2 separate regions of the Homo sapiens genome follow, and region 1 is linked to region 2. A link is a loop called in an ENCODE intact Hi-C map of the cell type or tissue named here. Cell type or tissue: endothelial cell of umbilical vein. All regions are shown on one strand. Each heading gives the region's core, and the rest is flanking DNA. Links, peaks and the distances in the headings are about the cores only.

Region 1 (15,594 bases), core at 4,845-8,844, 93 kb before region 2:
GGATCACTTGAGGCCAGGAGTTCAAGACCAACCTGGCCAACATGGTGTAACCCTGTCTCTACTGAAAATACAAAAACTAGCTGGGCGCCGACAGTGGTGCATACCTGTAGTCCCAGCTACTTGGGAGGCTGAAGCATGAGAGTCACTTAAACCTGAGAGGCGGAGGCTGCAGTAAGTCAAGATTGCGCCACTGTACTCTCCAGCCTGGGTGACAGAGTGAGATTCTGTCTAAAAATTGAATGAATAAATAAATAAATAGCCCCAGCCTTCAAGAAGTGAACAATGGAAACGAACTGAACATACAAATAACTACATATAAGCACAACTATGAAAAGTGCTGCCACCTTGAAGAAGAGAAAGACCATAATCAGGCAGAGGTGTGTCAATCAGGAAAGGCTTCACAAAGAATAAAGCATTTGATGACTCCAAATCACCGTTTAAACACAATCCATCAGCTACTCCTATACTAGCTACTGTAGATACCAACTCATTAATGCCAGAAACCTGGACTCTTCTTTTTTGTCCCCATAGTCACCTTTTATTATTACAACTGAGTCAAGTCCTATCAATGTGTCCCGAAGATTTAAAGCTTAAATGATCCTTTCCTCTCCTTTGATGTTGCCTCCTTACCTCTTGCCCTCACTATTACAGCAACCTAAAAGGTTTCCTTGGCTCTGTGTTTACCCCACTGCAACCCCTTCTGTACACTGCCACTAGAATATTTCTAAAATGCAAATATAACCAGGTTAGTTCTCAGGCTAAATGTTAGCAGCTCCCTATCACAGATGGATAACAAAGATTCAAGTTTCTTTCGCCAAGGGTATTAGGCATTTCTCAACATGTCCACTCACCTTCACCAGGCTTCTCCCTCCTCCTCCACACTGTGTACTCTCTAACCCACCACGCTGCAACTCCAGCCATGCTCTCCCCTTCTGTGTCTGTCCCTTTGCGCATATACCTTTCCTTTTGCCTTGACTTGCTTCCCCAGCACTTCTCCTTCTCCCTGAAGATTTCTGCCTTTCATATTCCAAACGTCCTTTAAGACAACACTCCAACTTTTTTTTTATGATGGCTCCCTTGACATTCTTTCCCTCCTACTATCAAAGGACAAGATAATTTTCTTATTCATGTAATATTTATAGGACTTAACCCAGTAGACTGTGTTTACTTGCTGAAATGTCTGAATTCCCTCTAGTCTCCGATCTAATTCACCCTGTATCCTTCTGCACATAGCACGCTGCTTGGTCCACTGTGCAATTAATATTTACGAATAAGCAAATGTGTATAAGGATGGCTGCCACCTTCTCAGAATCTGAGACAGAGCATATTGCTTTTGAAGATGTGTTGCATAACACAAAAATGCAAACTCGAATGAACTAAAAGCTTTAATCACATAAAAGAGTAGGAGGTTGGACTAAATGATTAAGGTCTTTTCCAATTCTAAGGTTCTAGGAGTCTATATATTCCATTGTCCATTTTACCTTCTAAACCAGGAAAGCTACAGAGCTAAATAAAGAGGTATAAAAATTATTAGAAATAAGTCAATGGATTATAATCATCTTCAAAGTGGACAGAAAGTCAAATATAAATTAAAAAAAAATTAAAAGCTCTATATTATCTCCAACTTGTAAGAACAATGACTGATTGTGACCCAAGTCAAACAGCGATGGAAAAACACACACCCCATGGCATCTCAACTTTTCAGCTAATGAAAATCCTCACTTAAATTACATTGCATTTCAAAGCAGTTCCCTGTTAAATAACAGCGTCTCCCAAAAGTACACTGTTGTGGAAGTTGAAACATGAGCCACAAATGAAATAACTTTGTCAAGGTCATAAAATAAGTCAAACAAATTCCAAAACAGAACCTTTGATCTGAAATCTAGTTTTATGTTCCAATCTCTTGACGCTAGCCCAGCTTTGTAAATTCTTTTTTTTTTTTTCCTTCCTTTTTTTTTTTTTGAGACGGAGTCTCGCTCTGTCACCCAGGCTGGAGTGCAGTGGCACGATCTCGGCTCACGGCAAGCTCCGCCTCCCTGGTTCACGCCATTCTCCTGCCTCAGCAGCTTTGTAAATTCTTAATTGTGTTCTTATCATATGTGTTCACTACAAGTGACATTCAGTGAAATTTATCCATTCCTTTTTTTTTTGAGACAGAGTCTTGCTCTATCACCCAGGCTGGACTGCAGTGGCGGGAATCTCAGCTCACTGCAACCTCCACCTCCCGGGTTCAAGCAATTCTCCTGCTTCAGTCTCCCGAGCAGCTGGGACTACAGGTACACACTGCTGTGCCTAGCTAATTTTTGTATTTTTAGTAGAGATGGAGTTTCACCATGTTGGCCAGGCTGGTCTCGAACTTCTGACCTCAAGTGATCCACCCACCTGGACCTCCCATAGTGCTGGGATTACAGGCAGGAGGCACCATGCCCAGCCTATCCATTACTTTTTAATAGAATTATTAAAAGGCCTCTTCTATCCTACTCTAGAGTTCTAATAAAAAACAAAAAATGTTAACATCCAGACTGCCTGAGAAACATCTCTTTATCATTAAGTTATTTCAAAAATGAGGTGACATCATGATTAATCTCTAAACAATGCTCTCTTAGGTTTTCGCCCTTTCTTTATGAAAGTATGTATCATATGAGCTACTTTACAAAGATTTTTTAAAAAAACAAGGAAATCAATATATAAGAAAGATGAAGACGATGAATATTCTAACCACAAACAAGTAGAATAAATACATCTTACTTTTTAAACAAGCATTTAAGCCCTGAAAGGAAAGACCAAAAACTATAAAAATAAAAATTTAGAAAAGGGAACAGGACAGATCAGCATGGCTAGGTATTTCACCTCAACATGTTTCATTGACATCATTCAGCTTCCATGGCTGTACCAAGTTGTTAGTAGAGACAGATTGGGTTAAAAACCCCAACTTGGGGTTCCAAGGCAAGTTACTTAACTTGTATAAGACTCCTTTTCTTCATGCAACATGAAGAAAAACAGTACCTATGTCAGATGTGTATCAATTTTCTTTTTTTCTTTTTTTTTTTTTTGAGACAGTGTTTCACTCTTGTAGCCCAGGCTGGAGAGCAATGGTGCGATCTCGGCTCACTGCAACCTCCGCCTCCTGGGTTCAAGGGATTCTACTACCTCAGCCTCCTGAGTAGCTGGGATTACAGGCATGCACCACCACGCCTGGCTAATTTTTTTTATTTTTAGTAGAGACAGGTTGGTTTCTCCATGGTGGTCAGGCTGGTCTCGAACTCCCGACCTCAGGTGATCCGCCAGCCTCAGCCTCCCAAAGTGCTAAGATTACAGGCATGAGCCACCGCGCCCGGCCAATTTTGTTTTTTCCTAAGTGAGATGAGGCCTCCCTGTTGCCCAGGCTGGAATGCTGTGGCATGACCTCCACTCACTGCAACCTCCATTTCCTAGGTTCAAGTGATCCTTCCACTTTAGCCTCCTGAGTAGCTGGGACTACAGGCATGAACCACCATACCTGGCTAATTTTTTGTGTCTGTTTTTTTTTTGTAGGCATGGGGTTTTGCCATGTTGTCCAGATTGGTCTCGAACTCCTGGGCTCAAGAGATCTGTCCACCTCAGCCTCCCAAAGTCCTGAGATTACAGGTGTGAGCCACCATGCCTGGCTTGTTTTTTCTTTTTCTGTTTTTTTTTTTTTTTTCAATAGGGTCTTGCTCTGTTGCTCAGGCTGGAGTGCAGACTGGAGTGCAGTGGCCTGAATATAGCTCACTGTAGCTTCAACTTCCCAGGGGCTTGCCCCACCACACCTGGCTAATCTTGTTTATTTTTTGTAGAGACAAGGTCTCACTATGTTGCCCAGCCTGGTCTCAAGCTATCCTCCTTCCTTGGCCTCCCAAAGTGCTAGGATTATAGGCATGAGCCACCATACCCAGCCTGATATCACCGACTTTTCCTGAGTTGCTAGAAAGCCAAATTTGTGGCCCATCCTCAGCTAATGAATAGGACTACATGATATACATTACTCTGTACAAATCTTCCATTAGCACTATTGTTTTTCCTTCAGCAAGGTTTATTTTATAACAGCTTTGTTGAGATATAATTCATATACTACAAAATAGGTTTTTACCCTTTTAAAGCATACAATTCAGGCCAGGTGCAGTGGCCCATGCCTATAATCCCAACACTTTGGGAGGCCAAGGCAGGAGGATTGCTTGAAGCCAGGAGTTGGATGCCAGCCTGGGCAACATGGCAAGACCATGTCTTTAAAAAAAAAAATTAGCCGGGCATGGTTGTGTATACCTGTAATCCTAGCTACTAAGGAGGAAGGGACGAGAGATCACTTGAGTCAAGGAGGTTGAAGCTGCAGTGAGCCATGATCTCACTACTGCACTCCAGCCTGGGTGACAGAGCGAGACCCCATCTCAAAAAAAATAAATAAATAAATAAAAAGAAACTCCATGCCCATTATCAGTCATTCCTCATTCCTATTTTATGGCTGAATAGTATTCCATTGTAGGAATATAAAGCATTTAGTTTATCCACTCATCATTTGATTAGTATTTGGGTTCTTTCTACTTTTTTTTTTTTTTTTTTTTGAGTCAGAGTCTCACTCTGTTGGCCAGGATGGAGTACAGTGGCATGACCTTGGCTTGCTGCAACCTCTACCTCCCGGGTTCAAGCAATTCTCCTGCCTCAGCCTCCCAAGTAGCTGGAATTACAGATGTGCACCACCACACCTGGCTAATTTATGTACTTTTAGTAGAGACGGGATTTCACCATGTTGGTCAAGCTGCTCCCGAACTCCTGACCTAGTGATCTGCCCACCTTGGCCTCGCAAAGTGCTGGGATTACAGGCATGAGCCACTGCACCTGGCCCTTTCTACTTTTTTGACTATTATGAATAATGCTGTTATGAACATTCCTCTACAAGTTTTTGTGTGGACATATGCTTTCATATCTCTTGGGTGGATACCTAAGAGTAGCATTGCTAGGTCATATGGTAACTCTACATTTAAACTTTTCAGAGCTGCCAGACTGTTTTCCAAAGTGGCTGCACCATTTTAGATCCTATAAGGACTCCCATTTCTCCACATCCTGACTAGCAGTTGTTACTGTACATCTTCTTGATTATGGCTACCCTAGTGGGTGTGCAGTGGTACCTCACTGAAGCATTGCTTTGTATTTCTTTAACGGCTTATGATGTTGAACACCTTTTTACATCTTTATTGGCCACTGTATATCTTCTTTAGTCTATTCAGATTCTTAAGCCTGGGTGATTGATCTTTTTACTGTTTGAGGTTTTTTTTTTTTTTTGAGATGGAGTCTAGCTCTGTCACCCAGGTTGGACTGCAATGGTGTGATCTCGGCTCACTGCAACCTCCGCAACCCGGGTTCAAGCAATTCTCCTGCCTCAGCCTCCTGAGTAGCTAGGATTACAGGCATGCACCAACACACAGGGCTAATTTTTGTATTTTTAGTAGAGATGGGATTTCACCATGTTGGCCAGACTGGTATCGAACTCCTGACCTCAAGTGATCTGCCCGCCTCGACCTCCCAAAGTGCTGGGATTACAGGTGTGAGCCCCCGCGCCCAGCCAAACCACCGCACTGGGCCTGAGTTGTTACATTTAGGTCTATAATCCATTTTGAGTTAGTTTTTGTGTATGTTGAAAGGAAGGGGGTCCAATGTCATCCTTTTGCAGGTGGATATCCAGTGATTCCAGCACCATTTATATGTTGACAACCTGATTTCTTTAAAAAAAACATTTTGACTTTTTGTATTACACACATTTTTTTTAAGTCACCTGAAGTCAATTGTGAAGTGATACTCGTGTAAATAAACTGACTTTAAAAAATTACTCGACCAAGGTCATACAGTTAGTAAGTGACAAATCTAAGACTAAAACCCAGGTCTTAGGATGCCAAATTTCAAGTTTTCCCATTAAACAAAATACTACCTTACATGTAAATAAGTTTCATATTTACTCATCAAAGATAAGAAAAGCCAAGCCAGAAACAATATATTTATTGGTAAGATTACAGAAAGCTTGATTTGAGATGTTTAAGATTTGGCTTGCTTATTTTCATAAAAATCGTTAATAGCAGCCAGGCGCGGTGGATCACGCCTGTAATCCCGGCACTTTGGGAGGCCAATGTGGGCAGATAACCTGAGGTCAGGAGTTTGAGACCAGCGTGACCAACATGGAGAAACTCCGTCTCTACTAAAAATACAAAATCAGCTGGGTGTAGTGGCGCATGCCTGTAATCCCAGCTACTCAGGAGGCTCAGGCAAGAGAATCACTTGAACCCTGGAAGCAGAGGTTGCAGTGAGCCGAGATCACACCACTGCACTCCAGCCTGGGAGACAAGAGTGAAACTTCATCTTAAAAAAAAAAAAAATCAATAATAGGTAAAAATCTACTAAGCATTCACTTTGTGTTAAGCTCTGTTCTAAACAGTGTATAATCACTTAATAATCACAACAATCTTAGAAAATAAAGTCAAGTGTCCACTTTTTTTCCTCTTCTTTTTACAGATGGGGAAACTAAGGCAAAGTAAAATTAAGTAAGTTGTTCAAGATCACAGAGCTAGTAAGTGGTGGGAACCCAGGCAATCTGACTCCAAAGACCGTGTTCTAACAACTATGAAAGCAAATTACTTAAGAGAAGGGCATTCACCAGGCTGTGGCCAGATGGATTAACAAGTGTCTGGAAAGAAAGAGACTATTCTATTAGTGCTATTGTTGTCTCAGATGAAGAGACAGAAAGAGAAAATTCATTAGCGTGGCTGAGAATTCTAAAGGAGGGAAATTATTAGTACTAGTGGCATCAGGTAAAAAATGTTCAATGTCCATAATTAGGGGTGGAGGGTATTGGGAATATTTAATGGGTACAAAAACACAGTTAGATAGAATGAACAAAATCTAGTATTTGATAGCACAACAGAGTTATTACAGTCAACAATTTATTGTATATTTTAAAATAAGAGTATAATGGGAATGTCTGTAACACAATCACATAAAGGCTTGGTAAATGCTTGAGATGATGAAAAAAATAAATGTACTCTGTTGCACTAAAAACAATGTCCATGATTAACTAAAGAAATAGTCCTTTAAAAAAAAAAAGGATAAAAATTTAACAGGGCTACTGCAATATAGCACAACTAATAACATAAAACAGTAATATAAATACAGGAAGGGAAAGGAAAGGCAGGCACAAACGCAGAGGAAGGAACCCTGGGAGTCTCCACTGCCCACAGAATGAGTGAGTCAACCAGGCGGTGTTATCACAGGATGTGTTGGAAACAGACATAACACTGCTGGGTTAAAGATTAATCCTTCCTTTATACGATGTATCAGTGAGATCCCTGATAGAATGTGGAAACCAATTTTGGTCAGTGCTCCAAGAAGTATGGAAAGAAATGGGAAAAGATTCACGCAAAACAAACAACTAGACCAAAACAATAGAAAAGAGTGTCTGCTAGGAAAAGAAAAAACTTGGGAGTTGCTTTTCAAAGAGAGTCAGGATTGATTTAATTATGGCCCTCAAGAAGACAATTTGAGGCCAGGCGTGGTGGCTCACACCTGTAATCCCAGCACTTTGGGAGGCTGAGGCGGGTGGATCACCTGAGGTCAGTAGTTTAAGACCAGCCTGGCCAACATGGTGAAACTCCTTCTCTATTAAAAATACAAAAATTAGCCAGGTATGGTGGTGGGTGCCCATAATCCCAGCTACTCGGGAGGCTGAGGCAGGAGAATCGCTTGAACCTGGAAGGTGGAGGTTGCAGTGAGCCGAGATAGTGCCACTGCACTCCAGCCTGGGAGACAGAGCAAGACTCCGTCTCAAAAAAAAAGAAGACAATTTGAATGTTCTTCCTCAAATTCTTCACAGGCTTTGGTTCTTTCCAGTCATTTAAATCCCAGGCAAATATCATTTTCTAAGAGGCTTTTTCCCAAAGTACCTTCCTGGGTTTGTAGCACATCACTCTGATTTGTTTCCTTCATAGCTTGTAACACTCTGAAGTTCTTCCTGATTATGATTAAGCACAGTAGGTTCCTCTTATCCTGTTAGAACATAGGCTAGGCCGGGCAGGGTGGCTCATGCCTGTAGTGTTAGCACTTTGGGAGGCCCGAGGTGTGTGGATTACCTGAGGTCAGGAGTTCGAGACCAGCCTGGCCAACATAGTGAAACCCCGTCTCTACTAAAAATACAAAAATTAGCTGGGTATGGTGATGGGTGCCTGTAATTCCAGCTCCTCAGGAGGCTGAGGCAGGAGGATCACTTGAACCCGGGAGGCAGAGGTTGCAGTGAGCCGAGATCGCGCCATTGTACTCCAGCCTGGGCAACAAGAGCGAAACTCCTTCTCAAAAGAAAAGAACGTTGGCTACATAGAAGCTTAGAACCTGAGTACTGCTTATCTCTAGTAAATACCAGTGGTACCTGGAACATAGTGCAAATTCTATAAACATTTGTAGAATCTATGTCCATGAAGCTGCAACATGGAAAACGAGCTTTCAAATTAAAGCAAGACAGACACCAGTAAGACACAAAAGGAATTACTTGATAGTCAAAGTAAAATCTATACATTGCTGAGTGCTGTGGGTCTTTAAGAAGAGAGTCACTCATCTGTCTTAGGGGTTTTACAAATTCACTAGCCTAAGTAATTTATAGTGGTTATTCCCAACACCATGATTTAATACTTCACAGCATAGAAATGAAGTCTGGCTAGTTATAAATAAATGATCACTGAGCTATTATGTGCCGATCAATATTCTAATGCTTTCCATGTATCAGATTATTTAATCTTCACAATTCTATGAGTACTATTCTTTTTTTTATCTATAAAATGGTACTCTTTAGTCCCAAAAGGTTAAATAATTGGCCCAAAGTTGACCAGATCATAGCTGGTGGATCTGGGACTTAAATTCAGACTGCTGCACGTGGGCCATTCATTTAAGCCTGAAGATAAATTTAAACAGGGCAAAAATATTAAACAGGAAGAACAATAGATTGATAAAATTATGGCACAGGAATTAGGCGAAATTATGGCACATGAATTTTCTCCATGGCTTGCTATGCTATGTGGATCTTTTCAAATTCCATATTGCTGTAACATTCCTGGGGATATTGTTGATGTACTAACTTTTTCCCTTTAATAATGTCTCTTAAAAAATGTGGTTTCAAATGAAAGAGATAAATATATTCATGCCAAACTAGAGAGACATTATAATGAACCCCTGCATCATGCATCTTTTTTGAGACGGAGTCTCACTCTGTCACCCAGGCTGGAGTGCAGTGGCGTGATCTCGGCTCACTGCAAGCTCCGCCTCCCGGGTTCACGCCATTCTCCCGCCTCAGCCTCCTGAGTGGCTGGGACTACAGGTGCCCACCACCATGGTCGGCTAATTTTTTGTATTTTTAGTAGAGATGGGGTTTCACTGCATTAGCCAGGATGGTCTTGATCTCCTGACCTCATGATCCACCCCCCTCGGTCTCCCAAAGTGCTGGGATTATAGGTGTGAACCACCGTGCCCAGCCCTCATGCATCTTAAACAACTCTGAACACATAGACAATCTTCATGTATGCTGTGCTCCCCCCAAACTCATACACACACTGGATTATTTCAAAGCAAATGATGATGTACTATTAACAGCCATCTTTATTCTTTCCCAAAATAATTTGAGTCTAAAATGCATATAATTTCTTTATTTCAAAAAAATCTACAAAAAATTGGTAGCAGTACAGGGAACAATTCTAAGGGGGGGGGGGTTGTTATCAAAAAGCAAGCCATTGGACATTAGGAAAAAGAATTTCTTTGCCTGGCACCATGGCTCACGCCTGTAATCCCAGCACTTTGGGAGGCTGAGGCGGGTGGATCACTTGAGGTCAGGAGTTTGAGGCCAGCCTGGCCAACATAGTGAAACCCCGTCTCTACTAAAAACACAAAAATTAGCCAGGCGTGGTGGCAGGTGTCTGTAATGCCAGGCACTTGGGATGCTGAGGCAGGAGGATGGCTTGAACCCGGGAGGTAAAGGTTGCAGTGAGCTGAGATGGCGCCATTGCACTCCAGCCTGGGCAACAGAGCAAGACTCTGTCTCAAAATAATAATTTCTCAAAAATCACTAAGTAATCTCTAAGTGATACATACTTGGTAACATGAGAATATTTTAGGTGCCACATTATAGCAGGAATTAAATTTAAATTTTGAAAGTGTTTTATAAGTTTTAAGAAAACTCACAAGGGTTTCTGTGCCTATTATGCAGACAAATATCATTCCCAAGCATAGGGAGAGGTCAAGAAGCAATTAAGTACCAAAGTATACCTGTTTATCTTCCAGTGGGTCAGGCTCTCCTTTACTTGACTCAGAGCTGACATCATCTTCATCAGAACTGTTGATGATTTCCTCCTCATCAGAGGGAAGGTCACCAAGACCAAGATCATTCTGTTCCTCCTGGGATGCTCCTGAACTGCATTCAACAGAAAGCAGGTATTAGTCACCTTCAATAATAAGAAGTGCTAGCAAAACAAAAACCAAATCAACATCTTATCTTCATAATGCAAACAAGATATATCTAAGGGATGTGGAAGAATGAAAAGACCCAGATCAGCCAACTTTCCCTTCCTTCACCCTGTCTCAGCTGCCAAAAACTCAAATTAATTTTTTGAATTTTTAATGTTAAGAAGGTGGGTGGGAAGCAAGTTTCCCAGCTGCTCCCATCCTATGCTTCTATATATCCCTCCCAAAGAAGATCAGGTCTCTACTCCTAGAATAAACTAAGAAGCTTTACAGAAAGTGAGCTGGTTTACCATAAAAGGCTGCCAGGTATACCAGAAGAATTGCTGTTTCCTTGGGCCTTGGTGTTTAAAACAACAACAAAAAACAAGTAACAAATCTATGAGGACTCGGGGGTAATAATGGTGACGACAATCAACAGTGCAGGTGCAACTGTGAACATGTACCCTGCTCTATGGTTATCACTGTTCTGTTCACAAGACATGGGGAGGAAGAGGAAATGTTACAAATTCTCAGATTATGCTCAAGACCTGCTGCATTAGAACTACGAGGGGCCCAGGGCCCAGCAATTTGCCCAGCAATTACAACTACCTGGGGCACAGGGCCTAGCAAATAATAAGTAAGCTTGTTTAATGCTTTCCAGGTGATTCTGATACAAGCTGAACTTGGAAAACCACAGAGCCAGGCCATTTACCAATTCCTCCTTGCCAGCCTGATATCATCAAGGTTCCTCCGTTTGTTTTAATATAGATCTCATGAATCTAAAAGCCACTGTTGCAATCCAATCTGTGGGGGGAATTCCATAGGAAAGTTCCCTAAGAAGAGATGAAAATAATTCCTTCTAGCATTGGCTGGAAAGATTCAGGAGCCAATTGCCTGTAGCAACTGCTTTTCTGTCGTAAGTCTACAAGAATATCTGCAGAATAGAAGAGTATAGGTGGGGTCAGTAAAAGATCCACAATCATCAGGAAAAACACTCAAGCAGAATAAGGAGACAGTTGCATTCCACTCTGGCAGGCTCTTTCAGCAGGTCACAGGCAGGTCACTCAACAGCCAAGGTTACAAGTTACGAGAATCTCTAATGGGAATCTTAAAAGCTAAAGATAAATTTTCTGCCAGTTCCTGATTACACATGGTAGGATACAGACTTGCCTCAGAAGCCATTCCTGGAGCCCAACTGTTACACAAACCAGCTGGCTGGAGGCACAGTGCCAAAAGGAACACCTCTCACTGCTAAAGACGGGGTTTTCCATTACTCAATGGCTGGGGCCTCTGGGAGTCATATCATAGCCTCGTAAGGTGGGTGCATACTTTATCACAGCTCCCCAAGACATGCAGGAGACTCACTCCCCGGGGGTAAGTGGTGGATAGAGGATAGCAACTTTCTGGTTAGATCACTGGCAGGATTCACTGTCTCTGGGTGCAGGGATAAGAGCCAACCCCGCCGGATAGTTAATTGTTGACTGAGATTAGCGAGAGCAAATGAGAGTTAACAGGGTGGACAGACTATAGGATCCAACCATATAGCTAGAAGAAAAGGTACCCCACCACTTGTTTTTATCGTAATTCCTTATCTCTTTATATCTTCTAAAACCCTGTTAACACAACACATGTTCAATTTCCAATCGGCAGCAGCATCACCTGGAAGCTCCTCAGAAAACACACGCTCAGGCCACCCACAACCCACCGAATCAGGATCCGTGCTGTAACAAAATCCCAGTCTATGTGTGAGAAGCTCTGCTCTAAAAGGCTTTTTGATCCAGCCCATCTGGGTACTGTTTTAGACTCCTAAGTATAATAGATTCAGATAGTTAGTAATAGGGCTGTGGCACCTATGAAGAAATTAGGTTTATTTGGCCAGGCGCGGTGGCTCACGCCTGTAATCCCAGCACTTTGGGAAGCTGAGGCGGGTGGATCACGAGGTCAGGAGATCGAGACCATCCTGGCTAACACGGTGAAACCCCGTCTCTACTAAAAATACAAAATATTAGCCAGGCATGGTGGAGGGCGCCTGTAGTCCCAGCTACTCGGGAGGCTGAGGCAGAGAATGGCGTGAACCCGGGAGGCGGAGCTTGCAGTGAGCCGAGGCTGCACCACTGCACTCCAGCCTGGGCGACAGAGTGAGACTCCATCTCCAAAAAAAAAAAAAAAAAAAAGAAATTAGGTTTATTTTGTCTGAAGAGAGGGGTGAAAGGTGTTTCTTGGTCAAACATCATTTGGAAGGCTATTATTAAGAATATAGTAACTAGGTGTTGCCACATCCATTAGGGATACAAGAGGGATTAAAGTACAAAGTGAACATCTGAAAACAAGAAAAAAGCTTTAAATATTAAAACTACATGAATCAAAACACAATGCCATGAAACAAGGAGAGATTTTGGTGTCTCTTCTGAATCCTTTAACTATCTCACTAAACTGCACTTGGTGGTAGACTTGTTTCCCTCATTAAAATGTAAATTTCCAAAGACAAGGAAATTGAAATTGTGTTTTCCAGCTGAATCCTCACCATACAGCCCAACACACAAGAGACCCTCAAGAATTTTTCACCAAATAAATGAAAATGATATCAGAAAGCAACAGGTGTTGAATTTTAATGGTGCAGGTGGCCTGAACCAGGGTGGCTACATCAGGAATTGAGAGAAAGGGATGGATGTAAGAGGAAGAAAAATCAGGGCCGGGTATGGTGGCTCACACCTGTAATCCCAGCACTTTGGGAGGCCAAAGTGGGTGGATGGCTTGAGCCCAGGAGTTTGAGACAAGCCTGGCCAACAGAGCTAAACCTGTCTCTACTAAAAATACAAAATTTAGCCGGGTGCAGTGGCATGTGCCTGTAATCCCAGCTACTAGAGAGACTGAGGCAGAAGAATCACTGGAACTCAAGAGGCAGAGGTTGCAGTACTCAGGAGGCTGAGGTAGGAGAATCGCTTGAACCAGGGAGGTGGAGGTTGCAGTGAGCCAAGACTATGTCACTGCACTCCAGCCTGGGTAACAGAGTGAGACTCTGTCTCAAAAAAAAAAAAAAAAAAAAGAAAAAAAAAAAGAAAAATCACCAGGACTTAGGGTAAAGGGGTGAGGAGGAAAAACTTATGGAAGACATCAAGGTGTCAAGTCCAAGTCACAAGCAGAATGAGGGTGACATGAACTGAAACAAATGTTAAAACAAGGGAGCAGATTTTAAAGGAAAGATAATGGTTTAGCAGCAAAATCTAGGATCCACATTTTACATGTTCATTTCTAAAACAATTACTCTATTTTCCCAAACAACTGTTGTCAGCTTCTGAATCTACCTAGATAATTTTAGATTTCTATTTTTATTTTTTTGAAAAAATAGACAAGGGTCTTGCTGTGTTGCCCAGGCTGATCTCAAACTCCCAGGCTCAAGCAATCCTCCCACCTCAGTCTTGCCAAAGTGCTGGGATTACAGGCATGAGCCACCATATGCAGCCAATTTTAGATTTCTGATAATGAAACAAGGACTCCTTACTAATGCCAATTGTATAGTTTGGAGTTCTGTTTATTTCCTTCCCACTGTCCGAATGATAACATCCTAAGACTGTCTGCTTTGTGGGGTAAAGGAACAGGACATAGGGCTTCCTCCACGTCTTTCTGCCTAGTTAGTTCATAATTTGATATCTGAAGTAAAAGGAAAGTAAGCTCCAACAGCAACCAGAACAAAGAGTGGGCTCTACTTCCCCAAGCACCCTAAGTCAGATTTGCTTCTGCAAGAAGCCACAGTTTCTAGAAAATCAGTTTGTTTCCAGTGCACTGGAATTAAGACAAACAAGTAAAGCCAGACTTAAATTCCTACTGATGGGTAACTGTTTCCTTCAATTCCACATGCTAACATCTACACATCTGAAGTGAAGACTACATGATGCCATCACTTTTTAAAAGTTATTTTTTTCTATATGCTAGTTTCTATATATTTACAGCACACCTCCACTGGAAGTATATCAAATTTTTCTTTCAGGTAATAAGTCACAACTAAAGTGAAGTCCTTCTCTTTTAGAAGGAATTATCTTTTAAAATTTTAATTTATTTTATTATTATTTTTTGAGATGGAGTCTCACTCTGTCACCCAGGCTGGAGTGCAGTGGTGTGATCTCAGCTCACTGCAACCTCGCCTCCCTAGTTCAAGCGATTCTCCCATCTCAGCCTCCTGAGTAGCTGAGACTATAGGTGTACGCCACCATGCCCAGCTAATTTTTGTATTTTTAGTAGAGACGGGGTTTCACCATGTTGGCCAGGCTGGTCTTGAACTCCTGGCCTCAGGTGATCTGCCTGCCTCAGCCTCCCAAAATGCTGGGATTACAGGCATGAGCCACCATGCCCAGTGGAATTATCTTTTTTAAAAATACTAAATCCATTTCCTCTAAGAGTTTTTAGGAACAGAAAACCTGTACAATGATAAGCCAGCATAGCAACTGCCAGGTTCACCAAAAAACATCCTTCTGAGCCCCTACTAAATTAAAAATTCCAGCAAGGAGAAGGGATAAGGGATCGGATGGCCGAGAGAAGGAAAGGAAAAGCTGAGTTAAGAATGGCTTCTCTGTTGTTGACAAATTCCAGCTATCTTTTTCTTCTTTTGCCTGTGGTTTTATTCTGAGCCCCTTTACCAAGGAATGTTTCATGTAATTCCTCCCAAGCTTGAAGAAAGAAGTTCTTTCCAATTCCCTCACCTTCAGAAGTTTCTTTCTTATTTCCAAGTCACCACATGTAAATCTCAACTTCTGTGGTCTTTCTCTTCCTCTTCTTTCTACTCCTGGCCCAAACTGAACAGAAACCTGCTTGTCCTCAGGATGTTGTGATAATTTTTTTTCAAATGCTGTCTCATTATGACTTGGTGATTATGTGTTTCCTTTGGCACATTTCATATTTATCACAGAATGAGGGGAAAAAAACTACCATTATGGGCTTTAAATTAGCAAAATAAATTTCAAGTTATTTAGTAGTTATTATAGCACACTAACTATAAAATTGGTATACAATTTTCACCAAAAAATTATTTCTATTTTGTTTTACCAGGAAACATTTCCTTCTGTTACTTCAGTTCCCTTATAGGACTGCAGATTCCACTGTCACAGTAAAACCATGAATCAA
Region 2 (15,594 bases), core at 7,451-11,450:
CAAAGGAATTGTAATTTAATAGAAAAAACATAACCAAATTTCCTCATTCCTTGAGCATTCTAGTTTAATCAGTGTTTTATCACTATTGAGAGGAGCATTTAAAACTTTCAATTAGTCATTTACAGGGAAAGTATGGATTGGCAGAAGGATCCTTTCCCCAATCTTCTTACAAAGACACCTAAAATGTGAGGTAACCAAGCTGGCCCATTTGTAATAGTCTAGTAAACACTAGAGAATTTTTTGACTAACACCCAGAAGGTGAGAGTTAGGAGAGTTAGAGCTCACATGGATCAGAACCAGTTTTCCTAGTCCTCCATTTATACCATTTCTTCCCTGTGCCCCTTTTAAGAGTGAATGTTCCTGGGAAGTGGTTTGTATATAATAGGCTATTTAATAAGCTTGGATTTGAGGTTACTTGGCAACACAAAACAAAGAATGGCCAGGGGATAGTCTTAGAGCAGCAGATGGTCATTGACCTCTAATTTTTTGTTTTGTTTTGTTTTGATACAAACTTGGGTTTTATAGGTATTATTGTCATTTATGACAAGTATTTTTATATATAGAAATGTTGTTGCTAGTTTATAAATAAGTCAAGTGAGAGTTTAAAATTGAATCCCCTCAGAAACTGAGGAACAATAAAAAGCATAGCCAGAGGTTGTTTTAAAAAATTACCAGGCTGGGCACAATGGCTCATGTCTATAATCCCGGCACTTTGGGAGGCTGAGGCAGAAGGACCACTTGAGCCCAAGTGTTGGAGACCAGCTGGGGCAACATAGCAAGACCCCATCTCAAAAAAATTATCATATGTCTAGAAAGTTTGTTTTGTCTTCATTTTATTTATTTATTTATTTATTTGAGATAGGGTCTTCCCCTGTCACCCAGGCTGGAATGCAGTGGTGTGATTACAATTCACTGCAGCATTCACTTCCTGGGCCCAAGTGATCCTCCCACCTCTGCCTCCCAAGTACCTGGGACCACGGACATGTGCCACCATGCCCAGCTAATTTTCTTCTTTATTTTTTGTAAAGATTTAAAAATTACCACTCACTATGTTGCCCAGGTTGGTCTCAAACTCCTGACTTCAAGCAGTCCTCCTACCTTGGCCTTACAGATGTGAGCCACCACACCCAGCCATATTGCACATTTCTAAGACAAGTTTTTAACTGTAGGATCTATATTTTTCTAAAACGAAGTTCTTTTTTTTTTTTTTTTTTTTTTTTTGAGACGGAGTCTCACTCTGTCGCCCAGGTTGGAGGGCAGTGACGCAATATTGGTTCACTGCAACCTCCATCTCCCAGGTTCAAGCAATTCTCCTGCCTCAGCTTCCCAAGTAGCTGGGATTACAGGCACAGGCCACCACGCCCAGCCAAGTTTTGTATTTTTAGTAGAGATGGGGTTTTACCTTGTTGGCCAGGCTGGTCTTAAACTCCTGACCTCAAGTGATCCGCCTACCTTGGCCTAAACTGCTGAGATTACAGGCATGAGCCACCATGCCCGACCAATTTTTTTCCTAATTTGGGGAGAGCTAAATTTTAGAAAACTTGTTGTATTGTTTAGCTCATTGTCAGGGAATGTATGTTTAGAATTGCTCCCAAAATTCTGTTCAAGGAATGAAGTATCAATTATTTCCTCTGAAAAGCTGTTTTTCTATGAGTTCTTAATGAAACCATCCTTAGCATTAATTGCTCTCTCTTTTTTAACTTTATTTTTGCATATGCTTGTTAGTAGTTGTTAAGTAGTCTGCCCTGATATTCTTACTATGAATATTCATTCTGTCTCTTTTTCTGGTTTCTTTTCCTGTGATTATTCTTAAATTCATTCCATAGAGTTTTAGCAGCAGGCTTCTCGTTGGCTTGATATCTTCTCTGGGGATCTCATCTACTTTCTTGCCACTTATGTCCATTCTCCAGGCTTTGCTGAGTTCCAGGTGCTTGTTAGACATTTTCTTCTACATGTGCCCCACAAAGCTCAGATTCAACTTGTCTAAAATAGGACTTCCTCAGACACCCCCAAAACAAACAAACAAAAAATGTTCCTTTTAATAGTCCCAAATCACTACCCCCTCAGACACCCCCAAAACAAACAAACAAAAAGTGTTCTTTTTAATAGTCCCAAATCACCACCCTCTCAGTTACCATACCATTTCCAATCGCGCTGACATAGCCTTGGTCATCAAGTGATACATCAAGTCAGCTTCTGTGTCTCTTAAATCTAACTCTTATTCATGATCTTTTTTGTACTCATTACCTAACTTAAAGGCCTTTATTGTTATTTAGCTGAGTGATTAATTTTCTTTTCTCTTTTTTGAGATGGAGTCTCGCGCTGTCGCCCAGCCTTGAGTGCAGTGGTGCGATCTCAGCTCGCTGCAACCTCCACCTCCCGGGTGCAAGCGATTCTCCTGCCTCAGCCTCCTGAGTAGCTGGGATTATAGGTGCCCACCACCACGCCCGGCTAATTTTTTGTATTTTTAGTAGAGACGGGGTTTCACTATGTTGGCCAGGCTGATCTCGAACTCCTGACCTTGTGATCCACCCACCTCGGCCTCCCAAAGTGCTGGGATTACAGGCGGGAGCCACCGCCCCCGGCCTTGAATATCCTTTTAATCATGCTTCTTGTCTACAATCATACCCTGCCAGTTTAGCCCCTGCACTATTGCCAATTATTTTTCTTTATTGTTTCGCTTCCTTGCATAAAAATCTTTGGTAGCTCCTCACACCCTACAGGATAATGTTCATACTATTATGGTGTGTAAGTCTAAGATCCTTTAAAACCTATCTCAGTGTACCTTTTTAACTTCCTTACTAATCCCTTCTTCTCTTGGGTCATAACTGTCCTGGAGTGCGCCACCATCCCCATGACATGTGCTTTAATGGCTCTTTCCTTCATCCTCTTCCCTTGACTGAAGTGATCTTCTCTTTTTTTTTTGAGATGCAGTTTCGCTCTTGTCACCCAGGCTGGAGTGCAATGGCGCGATCTCGGCTCACCACAACCTCTGCCTCCCGGGTTCAAGTGATTCGCCTGCCTCAGCCTCCCGAGTAGCTGGGATTACAGGCATGCACCACTATGCCTGGCTAATTTTGTATTTTTCGTAGAGACGGGGTTTCTCCATGTTGGTCAGGCTGGTCTCAAACCCCTGACCTCAGGTGCTCCGCCCTCCTCGGCCTCCCAAAGTGCTGGGGTTACAGGCATGAGCCACCGTGCCCAACTCGTTCTTCCCTTCTTTGTTAAATTCCTACTCATCCGTTAGGACTGAACTCCAGTGTTAGCTCCTCTCTGACCTCCTCTTTTCCAATACTTTTTCAGACTTTACATTGATTGTAATTCTTTATATTGTCTCTTCTTCTATACTAAGTTCTTGAAAACAATAGTTACATGTATTTATCTTTTTTCCCATGACCCTTTGCAGTACCTGGGATATAGTAATCACTCAATGAATATAAACTGCACTTACTGGCATGCTCAAGGAATGGGCTATTAAGGTAAATTGAATTTTTGGTTGATTCAGTAGTAAAGCTTTTTTATCAATATATGACAGTTTTTCTAAAATGGTCAAAGTATCTTTTTGACTTAGTATTGTGGAATGAAATGGTCTTAATATTTGAGAACTTGTAACCACCCTATGATTTTTCTTTCTGAAATAAATACTATCATCATGTTGACATAGTACATAGTCTCCCCAGGATAAATGGGCTGCTTCAGAATGACTTCTGCCTGCTCTTTAAAAATCGGATTTTCAGGCCTCATTCCAAATGTATTGAATCAGAATCTTTAGTTTGGGGGCCCAAGAATATGTTTCTAACTAAAATCTCCAGGTGATCCTGATATGCAACAAAATTTAGGAACTAATAAGGAGGCTGAGATGTACTGACAAGGTATATAACCTGGACAATTTTTTTCTTCCTTTTCTGATATAAATTCTCATTGATTGGAGGTAAGTACTTTGAAGTTTTTCTGCTGTTTGGGTATGCTTTTAATAATCCTATACAATGTCATTCATTTCCTTCAGCAAGGTATCCTGTTAAAAGTGGCTGAAACCATCAAAAGTTGGATTTTTTTTTCTCAGTGCAATAAGAAAGATGACTTACTTCACAAGTTGGTAAGTGGTCACTTCTTTTTGCCACTTTTCAGGGTTCTAGGTTATTAGTGAAATAATTGGTGAATCAGAATTTGTTTTGCTATCAATTTGGCCAGCAATTGATTTTTACTAGAGATTCTGCAGTAACTCAGGATCTTTTAATTTGGGCTTACTGGTATTGTTTATAGCTTTTAAAGAGGTTATTAGCCACTCAGAATGGAATACTCTGATAGTTATTGAAACGTTATTTGTTAGATTGCTAATTTACTATTGCCCTCTTCCTCCATTGACAGGTATCCCTCTCTATAGGTAAAGGAATATGTCATTAGTGGGATCAATTCAATCTGTTAAATCACAGAATTTCCCAAAGACTCGAAACAGTCAACCTGAAAGGTCTTTGTGATTTTTGTGAGGCTTTGTTTTTTTCTACTCTCTGCTGTAACAGAACTCCAGGGGGGAAATACTTCAACCTTCTGACGTCCTAACAATACAAAATCCAGGGAGTATAGCCTAAAAATTCAAGTTATGTGGTTCTCATGGCTCCCAGAAGGAGTAATGTAGTTACAAGTAAGCAGGTTTCAGGATCTCTGCTGGCCTGTAACCTTAAGAATTATCATTCCTGTAAATTAACATTTGTAAGGAGATTGTTTACAAAGTGCTTTCACATTTTGATTTGGTAATCTAAACAACACTATAAGATTTAGTCTGCTTCAGTAACGAGAAAACCAAGGTTCAGACAATCAGTTTGTTTTAATAACTTACTGAGTGAATTGTCTAAAAATGTTCAGCTAGAAAGTGATAGAGCCAGAATTTGAACCCAGGTCTCTTGGTTCCAAAGCCATGCTCTTTCTGCTATAGCATACGACCTCTCTAGCTCAAGTATTATTATTTTTTGGCTGACTAAAATTACTTTTTTAGCAATCCAAATTGTCAAGTTCTTTGTTCAGGGTTTCATCTTTGTTGAAGGTGTATTGAGAAGGTCAATGAAGTGTCTTATCGTCTACATATAATGCCATTTTTATCCAGGTGGAGCCATCTCATTCTTCAGTGATACTAGGACTGTGGTAAGGTATATGGATCCATATACATTTTTCTGTGATTTAGTCATAGTCTGCCTAGGCCTGGTCTTTTCATTCTTGATTCTGTGTCACTGGCCACATGTTTCATGTGATGTTTCACTATACAGTGCCAGCTTCTGTATGCATCCCTTTTGTGCCTATATTATGGAGAACTATAAGAATACATACCTAAGGATTAGTTTACTAGTAATGGAACAAGAAATTGCCAAGGTGGCTTTTGGCGTGAGATTGCTTGACTTTTTCCCCTTGATTGTGACGTATTTAAAATGTTGTTAGCTATACAGATATTGAAGCAGGCCCTCATTTCTTTTGTAAGAATATTGGCAATTGCTCTGTGATATCTGAACATTTTACTAATGTTCATTTTTATAGTACTTTTCTTAAAAATTAAAAAAATCCTTTATAGCAACCATGATGGGTAGTGGTAATGGCACTTTTTAAGTGCCTTTTAGCTTATAAAGTGCTTTCACACGTGTTATCTTATTTGATCCTTGTATAAAAAGCCCCATGATATCCAAAGTGATTAAGATCTTTGAAGAATACTGACAAATGAATAAGTTCTCTTCTTCATCCCTAAGGAAAAAGAAATCAAAATCTCTTAATTTTTTATCTGTGCCTTCTCATAACCTTTCATTTCATCCATGCAGAAAGGAATTCCTAAGTACTTTCTCATGCCACTTCCCTATTTAGATCCTGGAAAGATCTTTATCAATCAAATCAAGTCCAAATTTGTCACGTCAGCACTAAAGAGTCTGCATAATTTGGCCCTAACCTACCTTTCCAGCTTTGTCCACCAGTATTTGTATCAATGAACCCAGTCTTCATTTTCCTTTATTCCGTACTTATTCTGTATGTCTATGTTTGTGCTCTTATACTGTGATGGAATACTTTCTGTTTTTTTTTTCTTGATCCATTAGAATCTTTTCAATAAGCACTCCTAGCTTTTTCTCAAAGCTTTCCCGAAACTTCAGCCTATTGTGTCTCTTATTTTCTGCATCAACCTAGTAATAATTACTTTGTGTTCTATAAGTTTTTGTATTGTAATATATCCAACGTGTGCTTTTCTTTATTGTTTCAGTTATTGCATAGATAGTGACAACAGTAATAGCTAACATACAGTGCTTACTATGAGCCACTCTTCTTGGTATTTTATAGATACTGACTTATTTAATCCTCATAACAACCCTGTGAAGTAGCTACTGTTATTATCCCACTTTTGCCAAAGAGGAAACTGGCACAGAGAGCTTATTAACATGCTTAAGTTGTGGAGCAAGGATATAAAGCTAGACACTAAGTCCTGGCACTCAGACTTGTTGAAAATGTGCCAAAGTTTACATAGTACACATCCCAGGAGCATAGAGCCTCCAGCCATGCAGGTGATACCTGCTAATATTTAAATCGATCAGAATTAGCACCTTTTCAGTTTCTTCATTTGTTTGAGACCTGGATCTGGGCTTCCCAGTCCAAATAGTACTGTCATGACATGTTTCTTAATTTGCAGGTGTCAGTTTTTCTGGTAGTTTGATTGTTACCTTGTAACACAGTTAACATGTTTTCTGCAGTTCTTATTTTTATAATCAAAGAGTAATATCTAATTTTACATTTTATCCTTAAGAAAGAAACTTAATTCATTAATCTGATTCAATTTAAACCGTTATAATAATCAGTATATAGTTCAAGTTTTTCCTCTACGTGAGGCAATCTAATCACTAAGATAACATTGTTTTAGTTATTTGGAGTGTCTTGGTGCCTTTCAAGTTTATTTGTATTCATAGATGATTGTAGGTTGTTGGTTGATCACTTTTTTTTTTTTTTTTTTTTTTTTTGAGACAGAGTCTCCTTCTATTTTTCAGGCTGCAGTACAGTGGCACCATCTCGGCTCACTGCAACCTCTGCCTCCCAGGCTCAAGCAATTCTTGTGCCTCAGCCTCACAAGTAGCTGGGACTACAGGTGCACGCCACCAAACCTGGCTAATATCTGTATTTTTAGTAGAGATGAGGTTTCACTCTGTTGGCCATGCTGGTCTTGAACTCTTGGCCTCAAGTGATCTGCCCGCCTTAGCCTCCCAAAGTGCTGGGATTACAGGGGTGAACCACAGTGCCCAGTGGGTTTGTCACATTCTTAAATCAGATATTCCTAATGCTATTAATACTTCCTCTAAGCACGTTGGTTTTGGGGAGGTGTTATCCCAGTTTTACACATAAGTCTGATGCCAGGGAATGGTGTTAAAGAAAGTGAGTAACTGATTAAGTAGAATATCTGTGAAGAGAGAGCACTGCCATTGAATATTACTGGCTTTTCCACTCTCTGTCAGCTTTAGCCTTCAACTCGTTAGGCTTCTTCAAACTTACCTTATATAGGTACATAGAAGTCTCATAAAAGGTATGGTCTAAAGCTTTTGTAGCAAAAGTTTGATTTTTAATACTTGCATTGAATATGGCTGTGTCTAATTGGGGAACCAAATAGTAAGATCAATTTCAGAGATTACTCAAAAAGCTACCATGCCCCTGCGCTCCTTTTTTCTCCCCTCTGAACAATAGTATAAAGTGAGTTGTGTTGCTCTGTTTTTATGAAAGTGGGGTGGGATGTCAAATTAAGTGGTTCCTAATGTTAGAATCAGAATTGTGGGAAGAGAGAAGAGGCAGTTGTTCAAATATGAAACATAAAAGTGCTGCAGAGGTACATGCAGAGTGTGTCAGTAGATGGTAAAAAAAAAAAAAAAAGCCATATCAGGCTAAAAGAAAGATCAACATTCCATTGAGAAGATGCTCTCTTTTTGGACTGAAGATAAATAAAATATATCTAAATGCACCTAATATTAAAAATCTTCTTCTCTAAAAGTGGCATATAACCCTGATCAAGAGGTCATGGGCTCAGTTTGATATATGGTTCACCTCATTCTTACTGAAGTCCTCATTATGATCAGCGAGGCCTGGAATGTGTGGTGTGGGGATGATTAAATTAACTAAGAAGAGCAAACCTGTTGCCTTCACACCCTAGACCTAACAGGTTTTACTTTAATTGTTAATGGCCTTGTCCATCATTCTCTTTATTTTGATCATATAGTAGGATCACTCTAGTACTAAATTTGTTTGTTTGGTTTTGGTTTATTTTTTATTTTTATTTTTTTTGAGACGGAATCTTGCTCTGTTGTCCAGGTTGTAGTGCAGTGGCACAATCTCGGCTCACTGCAACCTCCGCCTCCTGGGTTCAAGAGATTCTCCTGCCTCAGCTTCCCAAGTAGCCAGGATTACAGGCATGTGCCACCATGCCCAGCTAATTTTTGTATGTTAGTAGAGATGGGGTTTCACCATATTGGCCAGGCTGGTCTCGAAATCCTGACCTCAGGTGATCCGCCCACCTTGGCCTACCAAAGTGCTGGGACTACAGGCGTGAGCCACTGCACCCGGCCTCTATTTGTTTAAATTTAATACAAAATACAACTTTAAATTTTCTTTTGAGGCAGACTATATGCAGGGAAACACAGCTACCAAACGCTTAGGATTTGAAATCAAAATTCTGGAAAGTTACTTAATCTCTTTGGGCTTTGGTGTTCTCCCCTACATAATGGAGAGGAGGATGATAAGGTACATCACAGGGTTACTGTGAGAATTCACCTATCTGCCCTAACAGTGCTACCTCATCTCTCACCTCTCTACCATGTGCACTCTGTGCACAATCTATTAATAATATCATCTAATATCGACGACTCACACTTCCCCAAATTAGAAAGGCTTTTATCCTGTACCATCCCACTTCTCCAACTCCTTTGTCTGGTCAATTTTTGTTCATCCTTTAAAACTTAGCTCAGGCTTCACCTCTTTTACTTTCTCTGACTTCATTACAGGCTTGGTCCCTCTATGCCATTTTCATAGTACTCTAGGTGTATTTCATCACACTCCTTTGCATGTTATATTGCAACTGTTTACTTTTTGGGTCACTTCATTAAACTACGAACTCTTTAAGAATAGAGACTTGTATATCTTTTTCATTTTGTGTCTTCAGTGTCAAGCCTGATGCCTGGCTTATAGAAGATATTCCTTGATAGATGAATAGAAAGAAGAGAAGGAGAAATAAATGAGCTCGTATATGTGAAGGCATTTTGTAAACTATAAAGTGCTATGCAAATGTTAGTGTGATTTTACATTGCATTCCTTAATAGTGTATTTTTAAATATCTGAATATCCATTTTTAGGAGGCCTTGATCCTGCTAATAAAATTCTTAAATATTGGCTATATTGTTACAGCTTCAGGGACAGCATCTTTTATGTTATAGGATTATATTTTCCATGTCGTGCCCTAGCAATTTAATCAATTAGGCTTAACTAGACAAGTTTGTTAATCTGTAATTACTTTACATCTTGTTATTAAAAATTTATCTTTTACATCTGATGGCTCAATAATGTCTATCTCAACCTTTACTGTTTCACATTTACAGTGAAAATAAAACCCAGCTATCATACTGAAGGTAGATTGGACTGTTGTTTCTTCTTGAAGTATCTTCTGAAAATAAACACCACCAAATTTTATTAGTACATTAGGAGCTTAGCGTTTAATGCAATATTATATATGTGTTAATACCTCTCTTCTGGTATTTTAATGGCAAGGATATTGGATTCCGACTCGACTCATTACATACCATCCTGCAACAGGAAGTCCTGTTACAAGAGGATGTGGAGCTGATTGAGCTACTTGATCCCAGTATCCTGTCTGCAGGGCAATCTCAACAACAGGAAAATGGACACCTTCCAACACTTTGCTCCCTGGCAACCCCTAATATTTGGTACTGTCCAGAAAACACCTATTCTTTGACTGCTTACATACAGAGTATTAGCAGAGGAAACCCATCATTGTGCTCTCCATTGTAAAGGCATAAACATTCCATACATTTAGCAGTACAATTAAAGTAACAATATGGGGGGAAAAAGTGCCTTTCTAAAGTAAATACTATTTAAAGTGAAGCTAGGGAAAAAAATCCAATTTGGTTATTATATACTTCCAACTCATTAAAATTAGTTCTGTGCTCAGCAACCTAGCAAATGGGTATAACAAGTGCCAAAAAGTTACTCTGCCAGGTGCAGTGGCTCATGCCTGTAATCCCAACACTTTGGGAGGCTGAGGTGGTAGGATTGCTTAAGGCCAAGAGTTTGAGACCAGCCTGGGCAACGTAGCAAAATCCCATCTCTACAAAACATGAAAAAATGAGTTCAGGTATGTTGGCATATGTCTGTAGACCTAGCTCCTTGGGAGACTGATATGGGAGGATTGCTTGAGCCCAGCAGTTGCAGAGTGCAGTGAGCCGTGATCACACCACTGCACTCCAGCCTGAGCAACAAAGCGAGACCCTGTCTCTAAGGGGAAAAAAAAAAGAATTTATTTTACCCATACACCTATTCACATGTGTGCATGCAAACCTAACCTTCTTTGTGTTTCTTTATAATTAATAGGTTTTATCGTAACTATATTGTAGAGACACCAAGAATAGGATGGGACATGGAGGTAGGCAGTTGATTCTGGCTGTGTTGGCTGAGAAAAGATCACAGGGAATGTGATTTGATGATTCATTCAGACCATCCTAAAACTTTTCAACCTCTTGAACTATTTGGGTCTAGAGCAGAAGTCCCAAGCAATAATCTGTTAAAAGAAAAAAAAAGAATGTGTAGCAAAAAGCGATTATATATAAAAAATTATTGATGTCTTCTTCCTGTTAAAGTACTTTATTAAATTTGACATAGAAGGGAGGAATGAATCAAGAAGTACACTAAATCACTATTCAAACTGTTCAAGTTATATAGGCAGTTACATTCATTGGCCTCAAGGTTCTGTATTTATGTCTTCCCTGTCACACTGACAAATGCTTCATTCTGCAGTCACTCAGATATGATCATGAAGAAGTAAAGCTTCTTATCCTTCAAAAATACAAGAATTTAAGGAGCTGATAGAAGGAACCATAGGTTTTAAGAATTTACTACTTTACTAACTTTCCTTTACCCACAAATATAATCAAGCAACTATGAGACCTATAAATGATTTTAGAGTTTACTATTAACATACAAAAGTATATGATGAGATTTTGCTTTATGGTATTGCCAGTATTATCTGAAAAGTAAAGGATTCTAAAGGAAATTAGGGCAAATATTTATTTATTTACTTATTTTTTGAGACAGGGTCTCTGTTGCTCAGGCTGGAGTACAGTGGTGTGACCTCAGCTCACTGCAGCCTCAGCCTCCTAGACTCAAGTGATCCTCCTGCCCTAGCCTCCCAAATACCTGGGACTATAGGAGCATGCCACCATACCTGGCTAATTTTTGTATTTTTTTCAGAGACAGGGTTTTGCCATGTTGCCCAGGCTGGTCTTGAATTCCTGAACTCAAGTGATCTGCCTGCCTCAGCCTCCCAAAGTGCTGGGATTACAGGCACGAGCCCCTGCACCTGGCCAGGGCAAATATTTAATAAGAAATTGCATGTGATTTTCTTTGCAATATGATTATTATAACTCTTTCCAAATATTGCTGTTTTTCAGCTATTCTCAGACACATCCCCCTTATACTCCCCTCTTTCTTTTCTTTTCTTTTTTTTTTTTTTTTTTTTTGAGACAAGGTCCTGCTTTGCCACCCAGGCTGGAGTGCAGTGGCATGATCTCGGCTTACTGCAGCCTGCTCAAGTGATCCCTCCGCCTCAGCCTCCGAATAGCAGGGACTACGGATGCATGCAACCACACCCAGCTAATTTTTAAATTTTTTGTAGAGAAGGGGTCCTACTGTGTTGCCCAGTCTGGTCTCGAACTCCTGGGCTCAAGTGGTCCTCCCACCTGTGCCTCTCAAAGTGCTGAGATTACAGGCGTGGGCCACTGTGCCTGGCCCCCTCTTTCTTATATATACACATTTTCACCAAAGCATTCATTGCTTTAAAGATGTATTTTAGTCTGTTAGACTTGCAATTGATATGAATTTTAAAATGTGTACATATTTTTGTTTCAATTAAAGTAGTATAAAAGTACAAACCTTGTCCATATCATGGTCTGTGGTAAGTATGTATATTCCAAATTGATGATGATTATTTAAAATTAGAGGACTTTATTCAAACAATTACTCATCAAGTGTGTATCATTTCTAATTGGAAAAATGTGTACATATTCTTGATCTAGTATGTGTTTCTATGCAAATAAAGTTTGATTTTAGGAAAAGGGATTTATAATATCTCTGAAATAGTATTTTTACTTTTAAATCTATAAAATCGGATTTTAAAATCTCTAATTTGCTTTTTAGGTTAAGGATTCCATATATTTTTTATTTTTTTAAAAGTGGTTTCAGAAGATGCCTATTGTTATATTTATTATCATTTTTATTAATGTCATAAAGAGAAATGTAGCAATTTCTTTGGGGTCACAGAAGAGGGGTTGGCTAAAATTAGAAGTAACTATTTCAAGCTTTTGGCAAAATCTTCACAGAAGACTTGGTGTCAGAGGAAGGTTTGAACGCATAGGATTTTGGTATTAAATATAAGATGACACCAGGCAAAAAGGAAAGAGAAGGAAGAGATGTTCTGGTTTACAATGCTTGGAGTTGAGGGCTGGGATGCTGATCTGACTCAAGACATGTTCTGGGCCAACTTCTGAAGGATTTTGTAGACTGAGCTAATGAAGTTTGATTTTATCCTGCAGGCGATGGGTGGTATTTCTAGCTCCAGATTCTGTATATGTAGGAAATGTAGAGGCCTTTTGTTGGTTCTGCCCAGCATTCAGTCAGCACCTACAGAGAATTTGAGTTTCTTTTGTGAAATCAGCTTTACCTGATTCCAGAAGATACCTGTTTTCTTACTTAAATTTATCAGCTCAGATGTTAATACCTAAGCACTATTGTCTAGTTGCGAGGTATTTTAAAAATCTTTCACATCACCTTCTTAAATGTCATATATTTTTAAGTTATGCTTTACAAAGAAGCTAGCATTTTATTTATTTAGTAAACCTAAATTTAAATTTTGTTTTTACTGATTAAAGTAATTCATCTTTCTTTCTCTAATCTGATGCATATCATTTTCTTCCTTTCTTGTTCCCAGGGATCTCTCAATGCTATTTGCCTTCATTAGCTTGCTCGTTATGCTTCCCACTTGGTGGATTGTGTCTTCCTGGCTGGTATGGGGAGTGATTCTATTTGTGTATCTGGTCATAAGAGCTTTGAGATTATGGAGGACAGCCAAACTACAAGTGACCCTAAAAAAATACAGCGTTCATTTGGAAGATATGGCCACAAACAGCCGAGCTTTTACTAACCTCGTGAGAAAAGCTTTACGTCTCATTCAAGAAACCGAAGTGATTTCCAGAGGATTTACACTGTGAGTTCATTTTTTATTTTATTTCTTAAATGATTATTTTCTATTCCATAAAGGAGAATATTTATTACCTATTTTCATTTCTATGTTGCATTTATAGGAAAAAAAAGTGCTTTTCTCTTTAGTACTTACTAAAGTCAATTAACTGCTAAGTGAAGGAATAAATACATTATGTGCTAGATTTAATATGTAGTATGATTCTGCCTATCTGCTTTGAGGAACTAAAGTACTTTGGAGATCATGATTATTTCTGTATGTTACCATGTGATTATATGAGATAATATATAGAGAGTGTCTGATACTGAACCTAACGTGCAGTAGTTACCCAGTAAATGCTTGCTCCCATTACTCCCTTTCAAATGCCTTCTTTATGATAGACGTATCTGCTATAAATGCATTTTGAAAACTCTTGACATGTACTAATAACTGTTCAGGTAAATATTAGCAGATATTATAGCACTGATACTCTCAGAATATCATGCAAATAGTGATGTTTTCCATTCTTACAGGAAATTAAATATTCACCAGTCTAGCTGTAAGTATATTAAGCTGTAGGATATATTGACTACTTAATCTATTATTAAAGGGAAAGTTACATTTATTGAGCACCAACTATATTCCATATACTATGCTAGTCACTTTTGCATACAACTAAAGGCATAGAATTATAAATGGTAAATATTCATATCCATTCCATCTGATTCTAAACCCGGCTTGCAGTACACTGGACACCTGCCAAACACTAACAGATGACAGTTGTGTGCTAGTATATTTAATAATTTATATAACCTATATAACTTTTGCAATCTATAGGTGGGGGAAAGTAAGCATATGGTGAAGAACATTCATAGCTCTTAATTAGTCGTATCTAGAAAATCATGAAAAGAGGGAGTGAAGAACCTCTGGTAGCCATCGCATCCTTCACTCTGTTCTGCTCTAGAACATTACACAATCTTGAGATAAACACTGTTTCTAAAAAATCATGGAATAGAGAAATGGAAGAATCCCAGTAGTTATCTTGTTCTTTACTCTCTTGTGTTCTACACACAATCCCAAGACATAAGATGGATTTTATAATTTCTCTTTCTTCTCAATCAAAGTATAAAAGTCAGCCAGGCACAATGGCTCACACCCGTAATCCCAGCACTTTGGGAGGTCGAGGCATGAGGATCACTTGAGCCCAGGAGTTCAAGACTAGCCTAGGCAATCTAGCAAAACCCCATCTCTACAAATAATAAAAAATTAGCCAGACGTGGTGGCACACACCTGTAGTCCCAGCTACTCGGGAGGCTGAGGTGTGAGGATTGCTTAAACCCCAGGAGGTTGAGGCTGTAGTGAGCCAAGATTGTGCCACTGCACTCCAGTTTGGGCAACAGAACTGGAGACAACAGATTCTGTCTAGGTTGGGCAACAGACTTGGTCTCAAAAAAAAAAGTATAAAAGTTCTTAGCATCTGTTGATTTTTGTCGTTGCATTAGTTGAAGTCTACTTCTTATTGACTTAAAGGATAGCACGTTTTTAAGTTGTTTAAGTGTCAAATTTTAAAAGTTTAAAAAAATCATGCTTAAAATAAGTAATATTTCCGGCCGGGCACGGTGGCCCACACCTGTAATCCCAGCACTTTGGGAGGCCGAGGCGGGCGGATCACGAGGTCAGGAGATCGTAGCTATCCTGGCTAACACGGTGAAACCCCGTCTCTACTAAAAATACAAAAAGAAATTAGCCGGGCGTGGTGGCGGGTGCCTGTAGACCCAGCTACCCGGGAGGCTGAGGCAGGAGAATGGCATGAACCCGGGAGGCAGAGCTTGCAGTGAGCCGAGATCGCGCTACTGCACTCCAGCCTGGACGACAGAGCGAGACTCCGTTTCAAAAACAAAAAAAAAGTAATAGTTCCTTTTTATTTTATTGAGAGGACTTACTGGTTGAACAAAGTGGCTTTGTTCAACTAATGGTTAGGCGTGTATAGAGGATTCTGTGCCTTGTGTCATTTTCCAACTTTATCTGTCCCCATGGAATTTGCACGAAGAGGTAAAGTGGGCCAGTTAGACATGATTTACCTTCCAGATTATGACTTCTACCCATTCAGATGACAGACGAAGAGAAGTATT

What was found. A loop is a pair of places that touch in the nucleus more often than their neighbours do. Peaks named below come from ENCODE experiments on the same cell type or tissue, not always from the same donor. Only the 100,000 strongest peaks of a DNase experiment are listed, where the experiment ranks them.
Region 1: a loop joins it to region 2, with 7 times the contacts of the local background. A loop is called at or near these places in 1 of 110 quality-filtered maps.

What each region holds. Positions count from the first base shown.
Region 1 is chr12:95,162,298-95,177,891 of GRCh38, forward strand. FGD6 (FYVE, RhoGEF and PH domain containing 6) reads right to left here. Exons shown (of 21, transcript NM_018351.4): 3 at 10,303-10,447. Among named protein-coding and RNA genes, the nearest start is that of FGD6, 47 kb to the right of the region's middle. In endothelial cell of umbilical vein, for the core only: no CTCF peak of the experiment used is centred there; DNase peaks (open chromatin) are centred at 6,634 and 7,264; H3K27ac peaks cover 2,122 bases.
Region 2 is chr12:95,253,144-95,268,737 of GRCh38, forward strand. It overlaps VEZT (vezatin, adherens junctions transmembrane protein), which reads left to right. Exons shown (of 12, transcript NM_017599.4): 3 at 4,007-4,096; 4 at 9,763-9,938; 5 at 13,214-13,489. Among named protein-coding and RNA genes, the nearest start is that of VEZT, 43 kb to the left of the region's middle. In endothelial cell of umbilical vein, for the core only: no CTCF peak of the experiment used is centred there; a DNase peak (open chromatin) is centred at 9,908; H3K27ac peaks cover 2,881 bases.